5 separate regions of the Homo sapiens genome follow, and regions 1, 2, 3 and 4 are each linked to region 5. Evidence: chromatin contacts called from ENCODE Hi-C or POLR2A ChIA-PET data. All regions are on one chromosome and are shown on one strand. Each heading gives the region's core, a stretch centred on a gene start or an enhancer-like site at or near the end of the contact. The rest is flanking DNA. Distances are from core to core; before and after follow the strand shown. Region 1 holds the start of HIGD1A (HIG1 hypoxia inducible domain family member 1A). Region 2 holds the start of SEC22C (SEC22 homolog C, vesicle trafficking protein). Region 3 has its middle 230 kb from the start of CTNNB1. Region 4 holds the start of CCDC13 (coiled-coil domain containing 13). Region 5 holds the start of ULK4 (unc-51 like kinase 4).

What was found. Hi-C counts contacts between places; a loop is a spot of excess contacts on that map. ChIA-PET counts read pairs that join two places held with the same protein, here RNA polymerase II (POLR2A). Pooled maps may share reads with other maps.
Region 1: a loop to region 5 is called in a map of CD8-positive, alpha-beta T cell, with 4 times the contacts of the local background. The contact joins the promoter of HIGD1A here to the promoter of ULK4 in region 5. A Hi-C loop is called at or near these places in 1 of 168 maps with a recorded cell type or tissue (CD8-positive, alpha-beta T cell) and 9 of 50 pooled maps. POLR2A ChIA-PET finds 5 or more read pairs at or near these places in 1 of 52 experiments (naive thymus-derived CD4-positive, alpha-beta T cell).
Region 2: a loop to region 5 is called in a map of thyroid gland, with 4 times the contacts of the local background. The contact joins the promoter of SEC22C here to the promoter of ULK4 in region 5. A Hi-C loop is called at or near these places in 2 of 168 maps with a recorded cell type or tissue (naive thymus-derived CD4-positive, alpha-beta T cell and thyroid gland), 6 of 37 single-sample maps with no recorded cell type and 11 of 50 pooled maps. POLR2A ChIA-PET finds 5 or more read pairs at or near these places in 3 of 52 experiments (B cell, CD4-positive, alpha-beta T cell and PC-9).
Region 3: a map of B cell shows a loop between it and region 5 (10-fold over the local background). The contact joins the enhancer-like site here to the promoter of ULK4 in region 5. A Hi-C loop is called at or near these places in 1 of 168 maps with a recorded cell type or tissue (B cell), 3 of 37 single-sample maps with no recorded cell type and 7 of 50 pooled maps.
Region 4: a loop to region 5 is called in a map with no recorded cell type, with 15 times the contacts of the local background. The contact joins the promoter of CCDC13 here to the promoter of ULK4 in region 5. A Hi-C loop is called at or near these places in 1 of 37 single-sample maps with no recorded cell type and 6 of 50 pooled maps. POLR2A ChIA-PET finds 5 or more read pairs at or near these places in 2 of 52 experiments (AG04450 and B cell).

What each region holds. Positions count from the first base shown.
Region 1 is chr3:42,803,121-42,807,826 of GRCh38, forward strand. HIGD1A (HIG1 hypoxia inducible domain family member 1A) reads right to left here and starts at 1,370. Exons shown (of 4, transcript NM_014056.4): 1 at 1,316-1,370. RefSeq lists a silencer at 1,326-1,545 and an enhancer at 2,407-3,204.
Region 2 is chr3:42,579,963-42,584,912 of GRCh38, forward strand. It overlaps SEC22C (SEC22 homolog C, vesicle trafficking protein), which reads right to left and starts at 2,005. Exons shown (of 7, transcript NM_032970.4): 1 at 1,884-2,005. It also overlaps a transcript of SS18L2 not described here. RefSeq lists enhancers at 1,472-2,298, 2,291-2,420 and a silencer at 1,761-2,090.
Region 3 is chr3:40,969,932-40,974,736 of GRCh38, forward strand. No RefSeq gene overlaps it. Among named protein-coding and RNA genes, the nearest start is that of CTNNB1, 230 kb to the right of the region's middle. RefSeq lists an enhancer at 1,181-2,380 and a silencer at 1,673-1,722. Within about 2 kb of position 1,705, at least 29 of the 41 ENCODE cell types and tissues checked have a DNase peak (open chromatin) inside an H3K27ac peak, as active enhancers do; they include B cell, where a contact is called at or near this core.
Region 4 is chr3:42,771,578-42,776,234 of GRCh38, forward strand. It overlaps CCDC13 (coiled-coil domain containing 13), which reads right to left and starts at 1,676. Exons shown (of 16, transcript NM_144719.4): 1 at 1,599-1,676. CCDC13-AS2 (CCDC13 antisense RNA 2) reads left to right here. Exons shown (of 2, transcript NR_122070.1): 2 at 1,628-2,058. RefSeq lists a silencer at 1,397-1,556 and an enhancer at 1,687-1,856.
Region 5 is chr3:41,960,124-41,965,028 of GRCh38, forward strand. It overlaps ULK4 (unc-51 like kinase 4), which reads right to left and starts at 1,980. Exons shown (of 37, transcript NM_017886.4): 1 at 1,893-1,980. RefSeq lists enhancers at 1,950-2,109, 2,260-2,309.

The DNA of each region.
Region 1 (4,706 bases), core at 120-2,619, 840 kb after region 5:
TGTCAGAAAGTTGAATAGACGCTAAAAAAGGCACCAGTAACCAGATATTTAAAGTCAGTTTGGAGAGCACAAATTAATTCTGTACGCTTAGTAAGACACGACTGAAGACCTTTCCACAGGGAACCTAAAGAGGCATTAAGGGAAGATGAGCCGTCCAGCATCAGGAGACGTAACAGGTTGAATGAAGGATCTTTCTTCACAGTCATTTTGTCACGGGAATTACTATCTAAAGCAACGCTGGCTTCAAACTGATTTTGCATCAGTCGCCCATCAGCTTGTTTAAAATGGCTGCCAAGGCCCCAGCATGGAGATCCGGATTCAGGTGGTCTGGGGCAGAGCTCAAGGAATCTTTAAGAAGCCCCTTCAAGTGACTCTGGTGCACAAAGAGAACTCCTAGTATACAGGACTCCAAATATGTGTGTCATGCTGGAGCTTCATGACCAGGTTGTCACCGCTTCAACCTGTTAGAACTTTCCATCCAAACCTGTCTTACTCCAAAGTGCCTTTGTACTTCCGGAAGCAGGGATCCCTGTCGTGGGGATTACTCCGAAGAGGGAAATAGCTGCTTCCCACTCCGGGAATTTAAGACAAAGGCGAATATCACTGCTGCATCATGTCGGCTGCTCCTAATTCTGCCCTTACGCTGTGCTTTGTAATCTCTAACCCGCCGACTCGGCAGGAGAAAAATTTAATTCGGTCACAGAAGCACTACACAGGACCCTAGGCCTTATCACTTTCCCAGGGTGGAGGAAACACCAGGTCGGGGAGAAAAGCAAGACCAGGACTGGAAGGTCCTCTGCTAGTACGCCCTCCCCTCAACCTCCCGACCTTCCTCGCCGCCTCTCTTCCTGTGACCTTGTCGTGACTCCGTGACCGGAGCGCTCGCTCTCCTATCCCGCCTCGCCTGCCGCTTAGCCCGCTCTTCAGAATGTTCCAAGCTCCGGGGAAGCTCCCGCTCCTCGCTCCCCGCCGTCGGGCCCAGTCAACACCCTCCTGGCCCCCGTCTCTCATTACCACCCCATCAGCGAGTCTTCCCCGCTCGGCAACTCACTCCACAAGCTTCTGCTCCATCTCCTCGCTGGCTCCGTCTCCCCTCACCCGAAGGACCCTAGGCCTCGGCTCCCGACTCCTCTCATCCGCCCATGCTCGAGGCCGGGCCTGAGCCCCGGCAACTCCACCTCTCCTCCCTCATTCGAGACACGGACTCCCAGCCCCCACCCCCAAAGTCCTTTCGGCCTGGCCAAGCGCTGCCCCACTTCTTCCCGCCCCGCGGCCCGAGTCCCTGGCTCGCAGTCCCCCGGCTTGTTTCGCTTACCTAGAGCGAGAAAACCTCTCACACCCCAACCGGCTTCCGATCCCTGCAGGCGCACCCAGTCCTCCCGGCTTCTCCCCACCCACAGCCGTCCCAGCCAATCAGAGGCCAGCGGCCGCAAAAGGACGCGTGCGTGTGCGCGGCGGGTGGGGCAGTGCAGAGCGGGTCCTGGATTGGCTGGGCCGGTGAGTGCTGGCCCACTACCCCGGCTCTAGCGTACTGGCGGAGACAGACGTGAGAGCTCGGCGCCTGGGGTTCGCGCCCGGGCACTTGAGGGGCTTTGGCTCCTGGCCCAAGGACTCCTCAGATTTCTCCTGCCCTTTTCCCCTCGGGCAGCGGAGGCGAGCACCGCGAACGCCGTGTCCCGAGCGCCGCCGCCTGCGGACGCCTCACGGGCCGGGAAGGGATGCGGGTGAGGGGTTTCGGCTGCGGGTGAGGTTGTGTTCCCCGACCCACCCGGGTCCGACTGCTTGTTCTCGCCGTTCAGTAACGAGATGCAGACAGACTGGGAAAGAACGGAGTTTATTTCTGCAACAGGTTACAGGGAGAAGGTCGGAGTAACTCACCAGACCAACTCAAAATTATTAATACAAGTTTTTCTAGTGCTTAAATACATTCAGTGCATTTACAAGTCGAAAGCCAAAGTGTTTCACTCAAGCCAATCTTTAACGGTAATAGGGTCAGGTGTCTAGACAATTGCTTCAGAGCCTTGGAAATAATCTAAAGTGGGTCCTGGTACAAGGTGTGCAAGAACAACTCCATTATTTTAATTAAACTCTAGGGGTTGAAAAAGCTCAGGCGGGATCCTAATGGACTTGTCTTTACATTCTAGCCTTTCTCCTAAGGCACCAGTTTCTCCAATGTTTAACTTATACATGCATCAGAATGACAGTGAGGCGTTGGTGAGAGCTGCTCTGGTTGCTAATGGAGATCTGGCCTGCCACAGTGGGAGCAGAGCTTGCCCAGTGCGCCGGGACGACTGCGGGCTCCATCCATTCCGCTCCCAGGGCGGTTGTCGGCCAGGACCGTGAGCTGTCAGGTCCCCCGCGGGATCCTTCCTGGAGCTTACACTATAGTAGGAGGCAGCCAGTACTTGCAAGCACGGGGTCGCGGGAACTACGACCTCACCCAGGCCAGGCGACCTTTCTCTCAAGAAGGAGATGTCAGAGGCCCCTCGTGACAGCGAGCTTCCGGGGACAGGGCTCCTAATGTGTTTGTCAAGTAAATAATGAGTAATAATCCGGCCAATTGGTGGGTCAACGAAAAAAGTCAAACTCTAAGATATTTGAAGAGATTTATTCTGAACCAAATGTGAGTGACCGTGGCCCCTGACACAGCCCTCAGGAGGTCCTGAGAACATGTGCCCAAGGTGGTCCAGGCACACTTGGTTTTATACATTTTAGAGAGGCATGAGACATCAATCAAATACATTTAAGAAATACATTGGTTTGGTCCAGAAACGGGGGACAACTCAAAGGCGAGAGGGGAGGGGGCTTCCAGGCTATAGGTAAATTTAAACATTTTCTGGTTGATAATTGGTTGAGTTTGTCTGAAGACCTGGGATCAACAGAAAGGGAATGTTCAAGTTAAGATAAAAGATTGTGGAGACCAAGGTTCTTTTGAAGTCTTGTAGTGGCTGCCTTTAGAGACAATAGATGACAAATGTTTCCTATTCAGATGTTTGAAAGGTGCTAGACTTTTAATCTCTTTAGGATTGGGGGGCCTGGAAGAAAAAGATCTAGCTATGTTATAGGGATTCTTTACAGATGAGAATTTTTCCCCGCAAAGGACAGCTTTGTATGGCCATTTCAAGATATGGCAAAGAAATATGTTTTGGGGTAAAATATTTTTATTTTCTTCCTTGTCTTATAATGTTATGCCAGAGTCAAGTTGGAAAGTAAGTCACGATATATAGAGTTAAATAAAACCCATTTGATGATAACTTATTATTTGTGGGGCATGACTCCCCAGACCCCTTAGATAGGAATTTGGGCATGATAAAAAAAATCAGAGCTTAGTCCTCAGATGCAAAGCATCTACAACTGCACCATGGAGAAATCTGTGATTAAGTTAGAGTTTCTTGATATAACCACAAAACAAGGCAGACTACCAAGTGCTCGTCATACAGATAGGAACTAAATGTCATGGGCTCAGGATTTTGAAAATCGTTCATCTCATAATTAAGATACATGTAAGAAACATTTCATGCTATGGATGATTAAGAACTTCATACTTCGCTGGGCACGGTGGCTCACGCCTGTAATCCAAGCACTTTGGGAGGCTGAGGCAGGCGGATCACCAGGTCAGGAGATCGAGACCATACTGGCTAACACAGTGAAACCCCGTCTCTACTAAAAATACAAAAAATTAGCCGGGTGTGGTGGCGTGCACCTGTAGTCCCAGCTACTGGAGAGACTGAGGCAGGAGAATGGCGTGAACCCGGGAATCGGAGCTTGTAGTGAGCCAAGATCGCACCACTGCACTCCAGCCTGGGTGACAGAGAGAGATTCTGTCAAAAAAAAAAAAAAAAAAAAAAGAGAGAACTTCATACTTTGATTATATGGTAGCTTTCAGCTCCTTGAAGGCACATATTTTGTCTGGATGATCCTGGTATCTCCTTGAATGCTGCCTGTGTGCTCAATAGAAATTCAATAATGGTAAATGAAGAAAGATGTAAATGCTGCAATAACTGGAGGGTTTAAAAGATAAGTAGGGATAGTCAGGAACTATAGGATAAACCCCACTGCCTTCAATATGAAGGTCAACCGGAAGTCATTAGTCTCTTGATTCTGTAAACACAAAGGCTAATGGCAGCAGTGACCAAAGCATATTCATTTCTGAAGGCAATGTATATGCCTCAAACTAACATCAGCTAACTTGTTAATTTCCAGAGAATAAGATATACTGCCCCATCAGCGGAGAGCAACTAGTTGGCAACATACTAGCCGTGACCTTGGATTTGATTTCTCAAAGTGTCACTTTTTTCACTTGTAAAATGGGGGGTAACATGAATGATGGTTAAAGAGGAAATATATGTAGCATGTTAGCCCCATGCTTGGCATGAAAAATGTTAGCTATTGCTTTAAAAATTCCTTGCTGTGTACTGTGCAAAAAGAGTCAGACCTTGCCCTTGAAGCTGTAAGTATAAGCACCTTTTAAACCAATTACTATTAGGGCTCCCAATCCAGACCCCAAGAGAGGGTTCTTGGATCTCCTGCAAGAAGTAATTCTAGACGAATCCATAGAGTACAGTGAAGGCAAGCTTATTAGAAAAGTAAAGGAATAAAAGAATGGCTACTCTATAGGCAGAATACCCCCAAGGGCTGCTGGTTGCCTATTTTTATGGTTATTTCTTGATTGTATGCTAAACAAAGGGTGGATTATTCATGCCTCC
Region 2 (4,950 bases), core at 755-3,254, 620 kb after region 5:
AAATTTGTCTAAAAGTAGAGTGAAGTAGTAATCAAATACACAGCATCCGTGTTACTAGGTTTTATAAAAACATATTTTAATTTGCCTCCCTTATTTCCTAAATCTTCTTCCCAGCATCTGTTTATAAACTGCTCATGTCATAGATTATCTCTGTTCTATTAACAAAGACTTTATGCCTATGCTGCAGGCTACCCTTGATCCTGTTTTTTCTTCCACCTTTTACCCTTAACCCCTCCTCAAGCCCCTACCACATGCACTGAGAGAGAGAGAGGCTGAGAGAGACAGAAAGAAAGAGAAAAACAGAGAGAAAGAGAGAGATGACTGCACCTTGCAAAATAGGAATTTAGACAAAACAGGCTTCATTTGGCACACAAATATTCAAACACAAAGTGTTCACCATAAAGTATATACAGAATACAGAAGACTCAAATACACAATACAGAAGACAAAACTGAGTTGTGCCACCCTTACTGAATTCACCTTCAGCCACAGGACTTGAGAACTGGTTACCAAATCTGTAGATTCTATTAAGGCTCCAAGTTGCTTGGGGATGGAGTGAAGAGGAGGGTAGAGGTCAGTTTCGTCATTTGTTAGGAACTAAGAGGGGTAGGGAACTAAACTTGATAGGACCTTTTACACTGATAATGTTATTAAATGCTTGTAACTATAAGGTAGACATAATCTATACCGGATAGGTGGGAAAACTGCAGCTGTAAGGCTCAAGAGGTAAAGCTAGATTCAACCCAGACTTCCTTACTTCAAATATTCTAAAGCCTAGGATCTTTCCACCACATCCTTCTTCTACAAATCCAACTTTGGGAATTACAGCTACTCCCTTTCTCTAAAATAATTTCTTCTCCTTAGAGCACTAATAAGCTAATCAGAGACCTGTTGGTAGAGGAAGGAGCCTGAGATTACACTTGTTACAACTGCTCTTTATCCACTGTATTACCTTGAAGTCAGGTTGTCCTCTCTATGATCATGTTACTTTTTGAATTTAGTTGATTTCTAAGTTATTCTAAGAATAAAAAACACTGACTCCAAGATGGCTTCTGTTGCAAATGCAAACACTTAAATCAGAGCTATTAACATTGTCCAAAATGTACTTTCCAGAGGAAACACTATTTGTTTATTTAATTCTATCTGGCAACGTTAAACCATTTCCAGTTGCTTCCATTTTTCATTTTACTAAAATTATCTTTAGTGGGATCAACTCTTCTCTGCAAAATGTAATTAAATATTACCCTATATGTTGGTTCTGAGCTGTATTTTTTTCTGACCATGTCACAAATTTCACCAATTACTTTTCACACTGGCAATAGTCTTCCGTGGCTTTTATTTCTACAAACCTAATTTTTCCCCGAGTGCTTTATCCTTCTGGCTCTGGAGGTACATGTGTAAATCTGTAATGAACACAAAACCTGTAATGGAACGTCCTACACCTAGTGCTCTGAAAAGTTGGTTCAGTGTATCCAATATTTAAAGTCTAATAACACGGGCATGCTAAGGGAAGTTTGCTATTCAGATTAAACAATGCTCTGACGTGAGCTTCGTGAATGGTTAAAGAAACAATCGTCCCCTTTCTCACTCCCCATCTCTTCCAACTGGGAGAAGCCCTTGGCGCCCATCTGTCAGCCCAGGGTTCCTGCAGGCGCGTGCCTTGGGTGGCCCCGGGGTCCGGGAACAGGCTGACGGGAGAAAGGGGACAGAGGACTCCAAGAAGCCCAGTGAAGCCCCGTGGGGAGCCCCATGGTCAAGGCCGGGACTGAGGGCCGGGTGGGCCCTGGGCCGCCTCCACCTCTGGGCCCGCCCTGCGCCACACCCTAACCCGCCTGCTCTTGGCTAACGGGCCGCGGCACCCGCCTCCGCCCGCCAGCCCTCACCTCGCCCGGACGGCGGCCTTCGGAAGTCGGCGCCTGCCAGCTACCCGCCGCCTCCTCAGCAATCTTAGCCGACCGGGAGGGCTCGGCCCAGGTCACCGGCAGCCCAGGCGCAGGTAGGCCGTGGTGCGCGTGCGCGAGTCTTGAGCCACCCCACCTCCCCCCTACCCCGCATTCGCTGCTGCTAAGCGACACCCGCACCCAAACCGACCAATCCCGGCGCGCCTCCACAGCCCCCGTCCCGGCGAAGGCGCGAACGTAGTGGTTCTTAAAGGGCTGCGACCCAAACGGAGAGGGAGTGTGACGGGGGCGCGCGCCTCCCAACTTTCTTCCCACCTCCCGGCTCTCACCGCGGCGGTTTGAGATCCAAGCCTGTAATTCTCACGTCCGGAGGTGAGAAGGAGCCTTCGTGATCTAAGCTCGATTCCTGCCGGGGTAGCAACCGGACTGACGTCTGGAGGCGGGGAGGCTCCGCGTGACAGAGTGATAACGCCCGGGGCGTATGTTCTGCGGTCCGCGCGGCTGGGCGGGAGGCCCGAGATAGGCAAACCAAAGAGCACAACCTACTGCCAGCCTGGATGGGGCGCCAAAGTCCGACCCAGGGGGACACACCCCAAGCTGGGGACCGAGGCACCCACAGATGGATGACTGGCTGGAAGGAGATTAGGTAGGTAGCAGAGTCCGTCCATTTATTCATTTAGCAAGTATTGAGCACCTGCTATGTGCCAGGGGTTGTGGACAAAGCGAGGAATTCCTGACACGAAAAACTATGTTAAGAGAGGAGGCAGGGTGAGAGCACCCTTCAAACAATCAAACACCTGTATAAATACAAACTGCTCTTCAGGGAGGAGCAGGGGTTTTGGGAGAATTTACAGAAGCTTCTAGGCTGGTGTTGGGAATCACAGGAGGCTAACTAGGCAAAGGGGAGAGGAAGTGTGTTTCAGATGGAGAGATTAGCATGTATATAAGAACTCTGTGGAAGGCAGCAGAGCTCCTTTGAGGGATGAAAAGAAACCCAGAAAGGGGGAAATGGAAAGTTAGTGCTTAATAGGTACAGAATTTCAGCTGGAGAAGATGAAACAGTTCTGGAAATGGATAGTAGTGATGATCACACAACAATGTGAATGTACCAAATGCCACAGATCTGCACACTTAAAAATGGTTATGTACATTTTACCACAAAAAGAAAAGAAACTCAGAGTTTAGAGAATAAAGGAGTGGAGTGAGATCCACTAGAGCGAATAGAAGGGGCAGGACCATGTAGGATTTTATGGACCATAGTGGAAAGTTTAGGACCATAGAACACTGGTCAAAATTGCATTTTATAAAACTCACTTTGGCTGCTAAAGTGCAGATCAAAATGGAGAAGTCTCAACAGAGCTATGGTGGGACTGGCCTGGGAGCCAGTGCAGTCATCTGGGCAAGAGAGAATGGAGCTGGAGTGTGGACTAGGGTGAGAGTGAAGAAAAAGAGATCTAAGAAGGCTGCAGAGAAATGTAGGAGCAAAATCAATAGGACTTGGTGATGAGTTGGATGTGAAGGGGCGATGAAGCAGCTTCAAGGATGATGCCACTGTTCAGCCTTGGATAAATGGATGGATGGTGCAGGGATTCACAGATATGGAGAACACTGGAAGAGGAGATAAGATTGATCTTGAGCTCCATCTTAGACAAGTTGAATTTGAGGCACCTTTGAGACTTGGTTAGGATTTTGCGATGATTAGTTTTAGATGTCAACCTGACTAGGTTAAGGGATACTCAGGTAGCTGGGGGAACATTACTTCTGGGTATGTCTATGAGGGTGTTCCCAGAAGATATTGGCATTTAAGTCAATGGACTGAGTAAGGAAGATCTGTCCTCATCTAATATGCGCAGGCACCACATAATAGAACAAAAAGGCAGAGGAAAGGCAAATTCTCTACTCTGGAGTTGGGACACCCCTCTTCTGCCCTTGGCATCAGAATTCCCCGTTCCCCTAATCTCCTAACTCTAGGAGATTAGGTAGTAGAGTCCGTCCATTTATTCATTTAGCAAGTATTGAGCCTTTGGACTCCAAGACTTGTACCAGTGGTTCCCCAGGTTCTCCCGGCTTGGGCCTTGGACTGGGAGATACACCATTCAGCTTCCCTGGTTCTGAGGCCAAGTCTAAGACAGGGTAGTCTTGAACTGAAGCAGTCTACCAGCCTCCCTGGTTCTCCAGCTTGTAGATGGTCTATTGTGGGACTTCTCAGCCTCCATAACTATGTGAGCCAGTTCCCCTAATAAATCCCCTCCCATATATCTATAGATATAGATCTATATTGTAGATATATAGATATCACATTGGTTCTCTCTCTCTGGAGAACCTTGACTAATACAGATGTCAACACAGCAGGTGCATATACAGGTTGCAGGTCAATGTAGAGGTCTGGGCTGAACACAGACTTTTTTTGAGGCTGAGTCTCACTCTGTGGCCTAGGTTGGAGTTTAGTGGCACAATCTCGGCCCACTGCAACCTGCGCCTCCCAGGCTCAAGTGATTCTTCTGCCTCAGCCTCCCAAGTAGCTGGGATTACAAGCATCTGCCAACACGCCCAGCTAATTTTTGTATTTTTAGTAGAGATGGGGGTTTCACCATATTGGCCAGTTTGGTCTCGAAATCCTGGCCTCAAGTGATCTGCCCGCCTTGGCCTCCCTAAGTGCTGGGATTACAGGCGTGAGCCACCACGCCTAGCCGGGACATAGACTTTTGAAAGTCAGCATCATATGGGCGGAAATCGAAGTGGGGCTTACATAGCCAGAGAAAAATTACAAAATGAAAACTGAAGAGAATTGTGATACAGTCTAAGATAGCCTCCAGGGTTCACCACCTCCTGGGATTTATACCCTTGTGTAGTCCCCTCCCACAATGAGTCTCTGATAATGAGGGTAGGTCATAACAGGCACAAAGAAGGAGAAAAACCAGGAGATTCAGGGTTGGTAAAGGCAATTGAAAACCCTGTAGCATAAGTGCTCTTCAAATATGGGGAATTGGGGCCAGGTGTGGTGGCTCACACCTATAATCCCAGCACTTTGGGAGGCCAAGGTGGGTGG
Region 3 (4,805 bases), core at 455-2,954, 990 kb before region 5:
TGCAGAGGAAGCAAGTACCAGATGCCTCTAGTCAGCCATCTTGAAGCCTTGTGTCTATTAACTTTTATTTTCATTTTCAAACTATAAAATTCCTGTTATTTTCTTAATTCAACATGCTTTTATGAATGTAACAATATAAGCGTTTTAGTTCATATAGAGCCTCATTGTCCCAATCTTTTCTTAACCATTAGCCCTTCTAGCGATGTGGGTTTTTTTTTTTTTTAATGTAACCATTATGACTAGGGAAAAGAATATTACCCAGTAGTTTTCCCCTAAGTTAAACAAGAATTCCTTCTCACCCACTAAATTGAGTCACCCTGCTAAGGCCCCCATGAGCCCCTTTTCACTTTCTGTATTACTAAGCCCTTTGCCCAGCCTGACTAGATGGCAGCTATTTCCTGTGGGTCAGAGGGTTTTTAAGGCCTTTTTTGGAATTCTCCTTTCCTCTGGCTCAGGTATAAATGGTAATACCAAAAGGTAGTAGGTGGTATTTTAAGGAGACTGCTAGTGGACCTTCAAATGCTTTTCATTTCAAAACTTTAATTTTAATAATATTGCTCTCTTAGTTTGGGCTCCCTTAAAATCACAGCCTGAGACTAGACACAAGGACTTGGTGCAGGTGGTTTATTTGGGAGGAGATCCCAAAAAGCAGAGGTGAAAGAAAAGGGAGAGAGTGAGACAGGGAAGAATGAAAAGCCACTGAGTGTGCATCATTAAGGTTGCTGCTTTGGGCAACAGGGGCTCAATTCTTCTGTGACCTTTGGCAAGTGTGCAGAATGCCTTCTAGAATGTTCCCTCCAAAAGAGGAGTGGCTAGACTTGCTTACTGGCTCTCATTCTTCACTGGTTAGAGATGGCTCCTAGGGCGTTACCTCTCCATACTTGCAGGTTGTACTTGCTTGGGGGCTGACTGGGCTCCCAGTTTCAGAGATGGCTTTGAGGCAAAAAAACAGGGAAGCATTTTTCATGTTTCAAGAGGGCATTGTCATGGGAACCCACATTGCACTCTCTACCAGATCTGTGACAAAATCATAGGTGTGCTGAGGGGATTTGTTACAGGGTGCCAAAAGCATCAGCTACGAGCATATTGTCCCTTCTGAATAGACTGTTCCCCATTGTCCCTGTGGGGACACTTCCCCACCAATGGATCACCTGGTCATTGCTGTCCAGTCCACATGACATTGATGGGGAAGGTCACTGCTATTAGCCTCCCTTGACCGATGTCAGGGCTGTAAGGATCACTCTCCTCCATCTTCCTTCCAATCTAGCCCCTTGTCCATATCCTCCCTCTGTGGAGCTCACCTGTGTCTGGAAGGAGTTGTGCAACCTCAAGTGGCCTCAGTGAAAGCTGCAGTTGAAGAGAGCAATTCAGTTGACCACAAAGGAATGTGACAGAGAATCATCCAACGCTGCCTAGAACATCTCTCCTGCTCACCTCACCTGGCATGCTCACATGCAGCCATGTGGTCAGGGCAATACCGAGGCTGAGTTCAGTGCCACCCTGTGCTGCCCCTTGCCGGTGAACTTGTCACACTTGTTTACACATGTTTGCAGGCCTCTTTCTTATGGGCATCAGCAGCTTGTTGAGGACCATTCTATGTCTTCATTTTGTGCTCAGAACCTAATGTAGTGCCTGGACACAAAGGGTTCTCAGCAAACACTTGTGGATACAAAGGAGGGAGGGAGGGAGGGAAGAGGGAAGTCGGTTGCTAGGAGATAAAATGATTTGCTTATAGCACAGTTGCCAAAAATAAGTCACAAGTGGGGACTTCCCAGAACTAACCGTTCAGTGCAATACTTAGCTGAAATCTATTGCAAAATGCAGTACTTACTTAGGCACTTACTTTTGTCTTTATTGTTTTTTAAGAAAGAGATGCTCCAAAGGTCAGTGACTCAGACCACTAGGTGACTTGGCTGTGGTTTCCTATGAGTCAAGCCTACCAGACAGCAGAGGACAGAGGTGAACAGGAAACTGGGCCAGAGAAAAACCAGAGAAACAGAGAGTCAACACAGACGTCAAGGAGGCTTCCGCCCAGCTCTCTCAGGCCAAAGGGGCAGACAAACCCGTGAACTCCCAGATATTCATGTCCAAGTGAATGCAGCTGTACGAACTTCAGCTTGAAAACTTCTCTCAAATAGCAGGTGGGGAGAACAGGTAGTAAATGCCTGGGGTTGTGGCCGCTTCCTTCCCCAGCAGAGCTCTGCCCCAATGAGAACACAGGAAGGGTAGATAAGAGAGCAAAGTGGGCAGTTTTTCTTATTTATTTGTTTGGGTAAAGGAAAAACAAAACAAGATGTGAACACGCATATCTTCACAAACTGTAAAATTTATCTCTGTCCTCTATTCCCTGCATCCTTCTCCCTACTCTAACATCTTAACAATCCTAATATTTGCCTATTGTTACACAAAATGTACGCCAGTAGATATCAACATACCAATTAAAAAAAAACGAAAAAAATACTTTGCTGTTTTTCCTTGAAAGCACAATGACATGAGGCATCTTTGGAGAGAAGAAGCTGCCACAATCCGATGCCTCCTCGTACCTGCTACTAGCTGTGTAGGCTTGTCTGATCTAGCCCCCTGGATGTGAACAAACTAGAGCAACAGGGAGAAGCAGAGATGCAAAAGAGTTAATCATACAAATTGCTGAGTGTGCACAGGAAAAACATACTACATTTGTAATTGTGTTTACAGTGTACAAAGCACTCTCCCATATTCCTCATAATCTAACAACAATCCTGAAATCATCACTATTTACGATGCAGAAACTGAAGGAACAATAAATGGCATGTCCTATGCCATACAGCTAATACCAGGCAGATCTTGGCATTGAACTAGAGCTGTCTGAGCCTAGACCAAATATTGTTTCCAGGATTCTGCAGCAAACTCTACCAACTAGGTACCTACAGCCTCCCCTAACCTGCCTTCGGTCTCCTGAGCAGAAGTGTTTATACCTCAGTCCCAGCATGCAATAACCGTAACAGGTAATAAGCACCTTGGAGAAACACCAACTGCATCCAAAAGAGAGCCTGGTTCTGATAATTCTGTTTCACTAACTTCTAGAAGACAGAGAATGAACAGCTTAGGTGAACATTTAGATGAAATTAGAAAAAAAAATGTTAAGGGAGTTGAGTATTTGTTAAAGGTCCTTGAACATGCAATTCTAAAAGAAAAGGAAGCTCAGAGAAAGACACTGGGATCTTCCAGAACTGGGAAGAGCCTAGGACCTGAGATACAAAGATCTAGAACCAGGGAAAGCAGAAAACTTCACCTACAAAGTTCCATGTGCTGCACTGGGCCCTCAGCCCACACACATGCCTAATTCTACATCTTGGCTCTCCAGTCTTCTTCACAGACAGCGCTTGGTGCCTGGGGCCTTTCCAAGAAGAAAGGTGTTATAGTGTAAGGCTCTGGTGCCAGTCATGTTGGACTGGCCTTGCTAACACAAGACTGTTGTAGAGAAGAAGAGGAGGTCTGGTGTGCCCCAGGGACCACCCCTTGGCATAGGCCACTGTAGACGCAGCATGAACATGCTGGGGTCAGCAGGGCAGCCAGGGCTCTATTAAAATTCTAGGCCAGTTGGCACAAAAAAGAGAATAAGAATAGGGTGTCAGTTGGAGCCCTACACACTGAGCTGGCCTGTGGTTTTAAATATCGTGCAAATGCTGACAAGTCTCGAAGGTATATTTTCAGCCCAGACCTCACTTCCTAGCTCTAGACTCACTAGATGATATCACACATTTGGATATATCATATTATCTCAAACTTAATTTGTTTAAAATGAAACCTATAACCCATTCCTCTCACCGAGCATCCACCAGTTGCTCAGGTGAGAATCTGGAATTTGTCCCTGAGTTTCTCTCTCCTTCTCACTCCCACAGTTAGTCCATCACCGTGTCCTATTATGCTTCCAAATTCATTTACCTCTTTTCACCTCCAAGGCCATCTCCCTAGACCCAGCCCCCACCTCCTCCTACCTGAATCCTTGAAATCACATCCTTACCAGCCTTCCGGCTTCTATTGTGCTCTGACAAGAAAGCCAGAATGGCCTTGCCAAAGCTCAAAGCAGACTGTCCTTCCTTGGGTCTAAATCCTCCAATGGCTTCAGAACAGAATCAAAACTCTAATGGGGCCAGCAAATCCCTGCGGGCTCCAGCTCCAGCTGTCACCAGCCTCACTTCAAACTCCTTTTTCCCTACTTACATTCCAGCCCCTTCTTCCCCTGTGACACCAAACCCTTTCTGACTTCAAGGTCTCTACACTGTTGTACCCTCTCCCTGGAATTCCTCCTCTCCTACCTTTTGTGGGGCTATTTCCTTCTTATCCATCCAGTCTCAGCATAAGTGCCATCTCCTCAGACCTTCCCAGAGGCCTTTCCTCACCATCAAAAGATGATCCTTCCTGTTATCCTGTCTCATTGAATCCAGCTGTTTTATTTCATAGCAAACATCATAATTTGCTATTATATGCTGATTTGGTTTTCTTCTTTAATATCTGACCCTCCCTCTAGACTGCAAGCTTCATGAGGGGTGAGACCATGTCTGTTCTATTTATCCCTGTATCCTGAGAGCCCAGCACAGGGCCTCGTATATAATAAGGGGTCAATAATAGTTATTGAGTTAATAAATAAATACATTTAAAATAAATACATAAAATAAAAATAATGAAAACTAATTTGTTTCTTGTTCTCTCAAGAGAGCTTCTGCCCAGACCACACCCCACCCCTGCAACCCTTGATCTTTCTCAGTCCACTGTTGGCTCTGAGCAGTCCACACAGTTTAATGCTACATCAGGATGAGTACGCA
Region 4 (4,657 bases), core at 426-2,925, 810 kb after region 5:
GACCATAGCTTTACAAAAAATAAAAAAATTAGCTGGGCATGGTGGCATGTGCCTGTGTTCCCAGTTACTCAGGAGGCTGAGGTGGGAGGATTGCTTGAGCCCAGGGGTTGGAGGCTACTGTGAGCCATGATCATGCCACCGCACTCCAGCCTGGGTGACAAAGTGAGACCCTGTCTCAATACAGCAGCAGCAACAACAACAACAGATGAACTCTAATGTAAACTATGGACTTTAGTTAGTAATAACATACCAGTATAGTTGTATCAATGATAACAAATGTACCACACCAATGCAATGTGTAAGATGTTAACAACAGAGGAAATGGGAATACGGAATACATAAAGGAACTGTTTTTTGTTTAATGCTTCTAAAAATCTGCTTTAAGTCTATTTTCTTTTAAAAGTAAAGGCTAAGCCGGGCGTGGTGGCTCATGCGTGTAATCCCAAAACTTTGGGAGGCTGAGGTGGGTGGATCACCTGAGGTCAGGAGTTTGAGACCAGCCTGGCCAACATGGTGAAACCCCATCTCTACTAAAAATACCAAAATTAGCCAGGCATGGTGGCGGGCGCCTGTAATCCCAGCTACTCGAGCCCAAGGCAGGAGAATCGCTTGAACCTGGGAGGCAGAGGTTGCAATGAGCCAAGATCGCGCTACTGCACTCCAGCCTGGGCGATAGAGCGAGACTCCGTCAAAAAAAAAAAAAAAAAAAAAAAGTAATAATAAAAAAAATAAAGTAAAGGCTAGAGCTGCATGGAAAGAACTCTTGGCTCAGGTAGGACTTAGAGCCAGGGAGTAGGAAGAGTGGCATGCACTCTGGAGTCCTATGAGGAAGCAAGATCCCACAGGATATGGGACCATAGGTGACAGGGACCAGTGAGGAAGGATTGAGACCCCTTGCCCCATCGGCCTGCCACTTTTTTCATTGTTTTTCTCTTCCCCTCTCCTTCTCTTTCTTCTTTTCTTTTACTGTGTTCTTTTCGAGTATTCTCAACAACAGTCTAGGGGCCTGGAGGTGTGGGGAGGCCGCCCACGGATGCCTAGTTTGGCGCTCTGTGCACTGCTAGCATCTTCGTAGGGATGGGTTTGGGATGGGAGCGGGGTGATGCTCTGGTTCTCAGGGCTGGACTCCGGGCTTGGAGGGGAACTCCCTCTTGCGAGTCCCCAGTCCTGTGGGGGCTGGGCCTGGAAGGGGAACTGGGAGATGCGGAAGTGCACGCCGTCGGGTCGCATCTTTCAGTGCGGTGCGAGAGGGCCCAGTGGCAGAGGCCCAGCAAACAGCGCTTGTCAGGCGGACCTGAGTTCGAGTTCTGACTGTGCCATCTACGCTATGACTTTGGGGCAGGCGACCCACCCTCTGCGCCTCATTAACCCATGTACTGCATGGAAAATAAGCGTCTGCCTGGGTTAGAAGAGGGCTGTGTGTGAAGATTCAAAGGACGAAGGGGAAGAGTCCTCGCTGGGCGCCCAGCACGCGGTGAGCGCCCGGCCAGTGGCAGCGCGCTCGGGCTGGGGTTGCGCTCGGGCTCGGTTCCGCGCCCCCGGCAGCTGCGGGCTTTCCCAGCTCCGGCCCGGGCCCTTCCGCTCTCCCCGGCACTTACAGCGGTCTCTCTCCACTTCTCCCTTCTAGGACCGCGGCGGCTAGGTCACCTCCTCCGGACGCCGACACGCGCTGCCCTGGCAACCGTCACCAGGGAAACAAGCGACGTCACTTGCGCGTTTTCAACGCTACTCTACGGGGGCCGAGGGGGCGCCAAGAGTTCTGAAAGTGACAGAGGCGCTGATGGCGCGCTGGGCTGGATCCAAGCGAGCACGATCTCGAGTGCGCTGGAGATTTTAAATCTTCTGGAGTATATTTTTAAAAAAGTTTTGTGGACCAAACGTTCTGCACAGAGATGCCCATTCCGCTCTCCTGTTGGGGAGTTAAAAAGCGAACGATCTCACCATGAAATTTAAAGTAGCCATTCAGATATATTTGAAAAATGTAAAACAGTGTGGGGAAAGGCCATGTTATGATGGTGAGTGAAGGAAGCAGGACGCAATATAGCAATGCTAAATAAATAAAGTTGTGTTTATTTCAAACTAGGCACTAAAACAAGACCGAAATAGAAATATTAAAAGTGGTTATATTTGGGTGGTGGAATAGCAGTGCTGTGTTTTTATTTTTACACTTTAGAGAATTTTTAAAATAATGAACATCGTTTATTTTCATAAAGGAAAATACTTGTTTTTTTTTTTTTAAATGGCACCTTCCAATGTAAGACACTACTATATTTCAGGGCAATATGGGGGTGGGAGGCAAATTTCTAGGAAAGATGATTCAAGGGAGATTTCTTTCTATCTATCTATCTATCTAATCTATCTATCTATCTATGATAGAGTCTCGCTGTGTCGCCCAGGCTGGAGTGCAGTGGTGCGATCTCAGCTCATTGCAACCTCCATTTCCCAGGTTCAAGCGATTCTCCTGCCTCAGCCTCCTGAGTAGCTGGGATTACAGGCACCCGCCACCACACCTGGCTAATTTTTTTATTTTTAGTGGAGACGGGGTTTCACCATGTTGACCAGGCTGGTCTTGAACTCCTGACCTCAGGTGATCCGCCCACCTTGGCCTCCTAAAGTGCCGGGATTACAGGCGTGAGCCACAGCTCCTGCCCAAATATTTATCCAGGACTTCATAATTTGAAAACCTTGGCAGTTGTTTTTCTATTTTTTTTCCTCATAAGGTGAATGAATACCCATCCCATAGACATGCATACATAAGATACGGCACTAGACTGCCATCAGCACTGCAGGTATAAACCCGAAGTTTCCTGATAAAGGAAAAATGGATCTTTCCCGTTGGTCTCCAATTGCTGCCTGGTGAGCTGAGGGTGGGAGACGTATAATATACAGGTGGCAGCAAAGAGAGACAGGATAAAGAGTAGGATTCAGGTAGATGTGAGCCTCAAAGGATTAGGGTTTTTTTTAAATGGTGTGTGTAGTGGGGAGTATCATTCGTTTGCCTCATGACCACGATGGGACTATGTGGCATAGGAAAAGGAATAGCCAGGTCTACTTAGAGGGCTTCTGGAAAGCATGGATCCTAGCAGAAAGCCAGGTTTTCATTAAAATAAGAACATGCTGTGAGAAAATTAAGGATGCAAGAGAATTTCAGAACCGACATTCTAGAATGTATGTATTAGAAAGTTTGGGAAAGGGGTAACATTTGCTCCAGCAATCCAAGGATTATTTTTGACGAGGATATCATTTTTGCAGTAACCCATTTTTTAAAAAGCAGGGATGATTTTCCTCTAGGTTTGTTACTTTTCCACGGTCACCACTAAGGCTCTCATGCCATTTTTTTTTTCTGCCCAAAATTCTTTTGAGAATTTTCTTTAGTTTATAAGCTTGACATTTTATCATCCAAGAAGCTGGCGAATCCAATCTGGGTCACCAGTATTTCCTCATGTACAGTATACAGATGTTTGTTAATTCCAGCCCACTTTGTTTCTCTAGCCAGAAGTATCTGTAGGACACTGCCCTTTGTTTTTTGCTTTTTAATTTGAAATTATATTGAGATTTTTATAGAATCACATGCAGTTGTAAAAAATAATAGAGATCCCCTGTATACTTTTCCAGTTCTCCACAATGATATTTTGCAGAACTTTAGTATAATATTACAACCAGGATATTGACATCGATACAACCTACTCCTCTTAGATTTCTCCAATTTAACTGTACTTTTCTTTTGATTTATCACGTGTCAGTTTGTGTATCCATGACCATCAAGATATCAAATACTAGCCGGGCATGGTGACTCATGCACGCCTATAATCCCAGCATTTTGGGATGCTGAGGCAGGCAGATCACTTGAGGCCAGGAGTTCAAGACCAGCCTGGTCAACATGGCAAAATCCTATATCTACTAAAAATAACAAAAATTAGCCAGGCATAGTGGTGCTTGCCTGTAATCCCAGCTACTTGGGAGGCTGAGGCATGAGAATCGCTTGAACTCAGGAAGTGGAGGTTGCAGTGAGCTGAGATCGCGCCATTACACTCCAGCCTGGGCGACAAGAGTGAGACTCTGTCTCAAAAAAAAAAAAAGATACCAAATACTATCACAAGGATCTCTCTGTTGTGATTTTATGACTATGTACACTTCCCTCCCTCCTCCTGCCCTAGTCCCTAACCCTTTACAACCACCAGTCTGCCCTCCATTTCTAAAATTTTGTCATTTCAAAAATGTTATATAAATGAAATAACTCAGCATGTACACTTTTTAGGATGGATTTTTTTTTTTTTTTACTCAGAACAATTCCTTGGAGATTCATCCAAGTTGTTGTGTGTATCAATAATCCATTCCTTTTTATTGCTGAGTAGTTCTAGTATGAATGTACCAGTTTGTTTAACCATTTACCCACTGAAAGACATCTGGGTTGTTTCCAGTTAGGAGCAATTATGATTCAGCTGCTATAAACATTCATGTATAGGTTTTTGTGTGAACATAAGTTTTCATTCCTATGGAATAAATGCCCAAGAGTGCAATTGCTGTGTAGTATGGTAACTGCATATCTAGTTTTAGAAGAAATTGCCAAACCTGTTTTCCAGAGTGACTGTTCCACTTTACATTCTTACCAGAAATGTTTAAGTGACACAGTTTCTTCACATCCTTGCCAGCATTT
Region 5 (4,905 bases), core at 730-3,229:
GGAATTACAGGTGCAAGCCACCATCCAGCCCATCTTGAAATTTTGAATTTGATTTAGGCCAAATTCATTTCCTTAATCTTTAGTCACATCTGACCATCAAGTCACATGTGGACAATTTCAGTCTGAAATTAACAAAACACATTAGTTATAAATCTGCTTAGATAGGGTGGTTTGTTACTTTCAAGCATTTCTCCTCTCTAAGGCTGTTTCCTTAGAGTAAAATAAGAATTGGATCAAATGATTTTCTTTTTTTTTTTTGGACAGGGTCTCACTCAGTGGCCCAGGCTGGTGTGCAGGGGCAAGATCTAGGCTCACTGCAACCTCCACCTCCAGGGTTCAAACGATTCTCGTGCCTCAGCCTCCAGAGTAGCCACCTCAGCCTCTGGCACACCACCACACCCAGTTAATTTTTTGTGTTTTTGGTAGATATGGAGTTTCACTATGTTGCCCAGGCTGGTCTAGAACTCCTGGCCTCAAGTGATCCGCCTGCCTCGGCCTTCCAAAGTGCTAGGATTACAGGTGTGAGCCACCGCGCCTGGCACTAAGTTATCTTTCAATAACTTATTAATAGTTGAAATTCCATGACTTTAAGATTCTTTGACTCAGTCCAAACACGTTCCCCATTACAGACTTCCTAATATTCATTTTTAAAGCTGTAACCTCTTAATTATAAAATAAAACACAAGTACAGAAAACTCCACAGAATACATAGTTTAATGAATTACTAAAGAGGGACACCCTTCTAATCACCACCCAAAGTCAGGAAATAGGACTTTGCCAGCCACACAAGCAGCCCCTCTGTGAGCCTGTCTCAATCACCACCCCTCCTGATCCCCAAAAGTTAACCACCCCCTGACTTTCGTAGTCATCACTTCCTTAGGTTTCTTCATGGTTTTCTCACTCGAGTGTGCTTTCCCAGAAACCACAGTTTAGTCTCTTAACCTATAGTGCTCCTAAGGAAGTCTCTCTTAATTCACAAGTTCACCTAAGAAGCATCTAAGAAGCCAGAAGGCAGAGCAAATCACATACAGGTGCAAATGAGGCATTTAAGAGTCGGGGGCAGGTCCTACATTCAAGGAACGCTGAGAGCGAACAGGTGATAAGAGCGCACAGGTGCCCACTTTCAGCACAATCATGACTCCCGCACCAGAAGCATGAGCATCACCTGGGACTTAATACAAAAGAAAAAGTTATCGGCCCTGCCCCAAATTTACGGAATCATACACTACGGCGGTAGGGCCTGGCCTTCTGTGTTACTACACGCCCTGGGGTGACTGGGATGCGCTCAAGTCTGCGAAATGCCAGCCAAATCAACCCCGAGATGTAACCGATGGCGCGCGCCACACTAAGCACTCCATAGGTGCTCCTCCTCGCCGCACTTCACAGACTCAATTATCACAGACTCAGGGGCGCTACGTAGTCACTCACCCCCCCCCCCCCCCCCCCCGCTCCCCAGGCAACTCGCGGCGGGCGAATCGGCGGCTTTCGCGGCCTCGCTACGTCCGTAGGCATCAGTCCGCGAGACCGGCTGGGAGCCTAGGAAGCGCTGCAGGGCGGTGAAGACGCGGTCCGCTCTGGGAAGTTAAGAGATGGCGTCCATAAAGCACATCTCCCAAGCCGAAACACACAAGCACTCTCTCTCCCCGCTGCACCCAGGTCCTAGAAGAGGCGTCCCGTGTGCCCTTAACTAACGCCCGGATAAAAACGGGCGGCTTTTTTAACACGAGCGCAAAGCAGGGGAGCGCAGGGGGTACGGGGTCCACTGGCAGAAGGAGAGAGGGCGGCCAGGCGCCACCACCCACCCGCCCCGGCAGGCCTGCGCGCTCTTCCGCGACCGCTTAGGCAGACACGAACTCAGACTCGTAGCTACTAAAACCGCCACTGCCACGCACCTGGTAGCTAAGTCAAGAAAAGAGTCCAGTCCACTTGGCTGCTCCCGCGGTTGCGCGCATCTCGGCCTCTGCCTCAGGACAGGTCCACAGGCCCAAGAATGGGGGAGAAAGCAGTGAAGCAAAGCGGAACGCGCGGAAGAAGCCGACCAGCCTTACGGAGGCGACGCCCCTCCAGGTTTGGATTCGTCCATACGGTTTCCACGGCAGCACACAGAACGCCGGAAGAAGCTCAGGAAGCCGACTGGCTGTGCAGTTTCCGTTCCTGTTGGCTGGGGCCCGGAAGTGAGAGACCACGAGGGCCCCTCCCTCCACCCAAAGGGCATCACGCCCTGCCTTTGGACGAGCCCACAGGCCAGAGACTGGGGCGGGAAGTGCTGGAGTAACAGTCATAGTGGTCGGCCCACCATCCCTCTATGTTTGGATTTGCTCATTCCATCTCCATGGCAGCACGCAGAACGCTGGAAAAACGCAAAGCGCTGATTGGTTAAGAGTCTCAGTTCCTATTGGCCAGAGTCCGAAGTGGGAGCCCGTGAGGGACTACTCTTCAATCTTAAGTGGGTGCTGAGGCTAGAGTGTGGAGAACTGAGACCTCGTCATTTCTTCTCTTCCCGTTCCCACTGTCCTTCTGTTTCCTTCCATTCTTTTCTTTCTGGCTTCTTCTGGGAGCTCAGGTAGACATGGTGGCATAGTCTGGATAACCAACGCCTCAGAAGCAGGGGCCCCGGGGTCCTCACCATTTAGAAAAGAGAAGGCTGTGAATTACCTTCCTTTTTGGAGATGGAGGAAACAGATGAGACACTCTGATCTCAAGTTGATTGTGTAAACTAAAAATAAAAGTTCCAAGCCCCCCTACCAACTGAGTGGATCCCTCCTCTGGGCCAAAGGCACGCCAAAGTTAACCTGAAGAACTAGCTCAGGCAATGATGGGAAGATGGGGTGGGACAGGCCTCATTATACCCTCCTCCCGTTGGAATACAGGCACAGCTGACCAGCGTTAACATTAAACAGAGACCTTAAGACTGACAAAACAGACTTTTTTGCAGCAATAAGATACCAACATGGCAGCAGGCCCCAAAAGACATTGAAGTATTTTATCCTGATATATATATACACACACATAGACAAACACACACACACATATACTCTTATGTATACATATATACTCATATACGTATATATATATATATTTTTTTTGAGACAGTCTCGCTGCATCACACAGACTAGAGGGCAGTGGCGCAATCTCGGCTCACTGCAACCTCCACCTCCTGGGTTCAAGTGATTCTCCTGCCTCAGCCTCCCAAGTAGCTGGGATTACAGGCGTGTGCCACCACACCAGCTAATTTTTGTATTTTTAGTAGAGACAGGGTTTCACTGTGTTGGCCAAGCTCATCTTGAACTCCTGACCTCAGGTGATCCACCCGCCTTGGCCTCCCAAAGTGCTGGGATTACAGGTGTGAGCCACCGTGCCTGGCCAAATATATTTATTTGACATATTTTGAAATGGCCTTGCAGAGCTATCTCTTCTGGGGGGAATCTACATTCTGTAAAGAATCCCCTTGTCTTTCCAGGTCTTTTCCCTGATGCTGGAGAGAATTAACTGAGAACCTGACACCTGTTTTAAGTCTGATAAGAAACATTTACAATCTATTCTCTCTGAAACCTGCTACATAGAGGCTTCATCTGCAGAACAAGAACCCTGGTCTCTGCAACCTCTTATCTCAACCCAGACACTGCCTTCTATTGGCTCCAGGTCTTTATATAATAACTCTTTTAACCAATTGCCAATTGTAGGGTATATGGATGTGCTTTGGTCAAGGAATAGGCCAAGGTGGACATCCGGGCCAGAGTGGCTCAGCGAGTTTAGGACACAGGCGCATATTCCACTTGTTATGTAACCCGTTTATGTAAGTTCATACTTGGATCTGAGCCACTATTGTCTGTAGAAGGTATAACTGCCCTGCTGACACTGTGCCCAGGTCTGAGTTCAGCACGACACGACCCGGTTCGTGCACTGGTGCCCAGAGTAATGCTACTAACCCCTCTAAGGGAGAGCGGTTGCCCTTAAGGTGGGCAGAGGGGAGCCGAGCCAGGAACCAGCTTGTGCCCAGAGGGAGAGTTAAGCTGCTGACCCTGACAGAGCTGGCTTTGCAGGCCAGGGTGTGCAGCTGCAGGCATGGGGGCAACAGGAGCCACAGAGCCAGAACAGACAGCCGAGATAAAGGTGGACAGTGTGAGAGAGCTAGTGTGATTAAGCTGCTGATGACACAGCCGCTGAATAAAACTACATTTCACTTGCCTACACGCCCCCAACCCTCCTTGTGTTCTTTCAGTTATTCGCCCATCCACCCACTCCCCTTGGACCTCAGCTGGGGGCTGGAACCTGACAATTGGCGTAGTCGTGGCATAACACCAATCACCTATTAAATCCACCCTATGATGTAGAAGCTCTTTCCAGCTTCGAGTTGTCCCACCTTTCCTGACCCAACCAATACCTTATGTCATGTATTGATTGATGTCTTATTTCTCCGTAAAACATGTAAAACCGAGCTGCAGCTCAGTCACCTTAGCTGTCAGGCCTCTGAGCCTAAGCTAAGCCATCATATCCCCTGTGACCTGCACGTATACATCCAGATGGCATGAAGCAACTGAAGATCCACAAAAGATGTGAAAATAGCCTTAACTGATGACATTCCACCATTGTGATTTGTTTCTGCCCCACCCTACCTGATCAATTTACTTTGTAATCTCCCCCACCCTTAAGAAGGTTCTTTGTAATTCTCCCCACCCTTGAAAATGTACTTTGTGAGATCCATCCTCTGCCCGCAAAACATTGTTCCTGACTCCACCGCCTATCCCAAAACCTATAAGAACTGACGATAATCCCACCACCCGCTGCTGACTCTCTTTTCAAACTCAGCCCACCTGCACCCAGGTGAAATAAACAGCCTTGTTGCTCACACGAAGCCTGTTTGGTGGTCTCTTCACACGGACACGTGAGACATTAGCCATATGT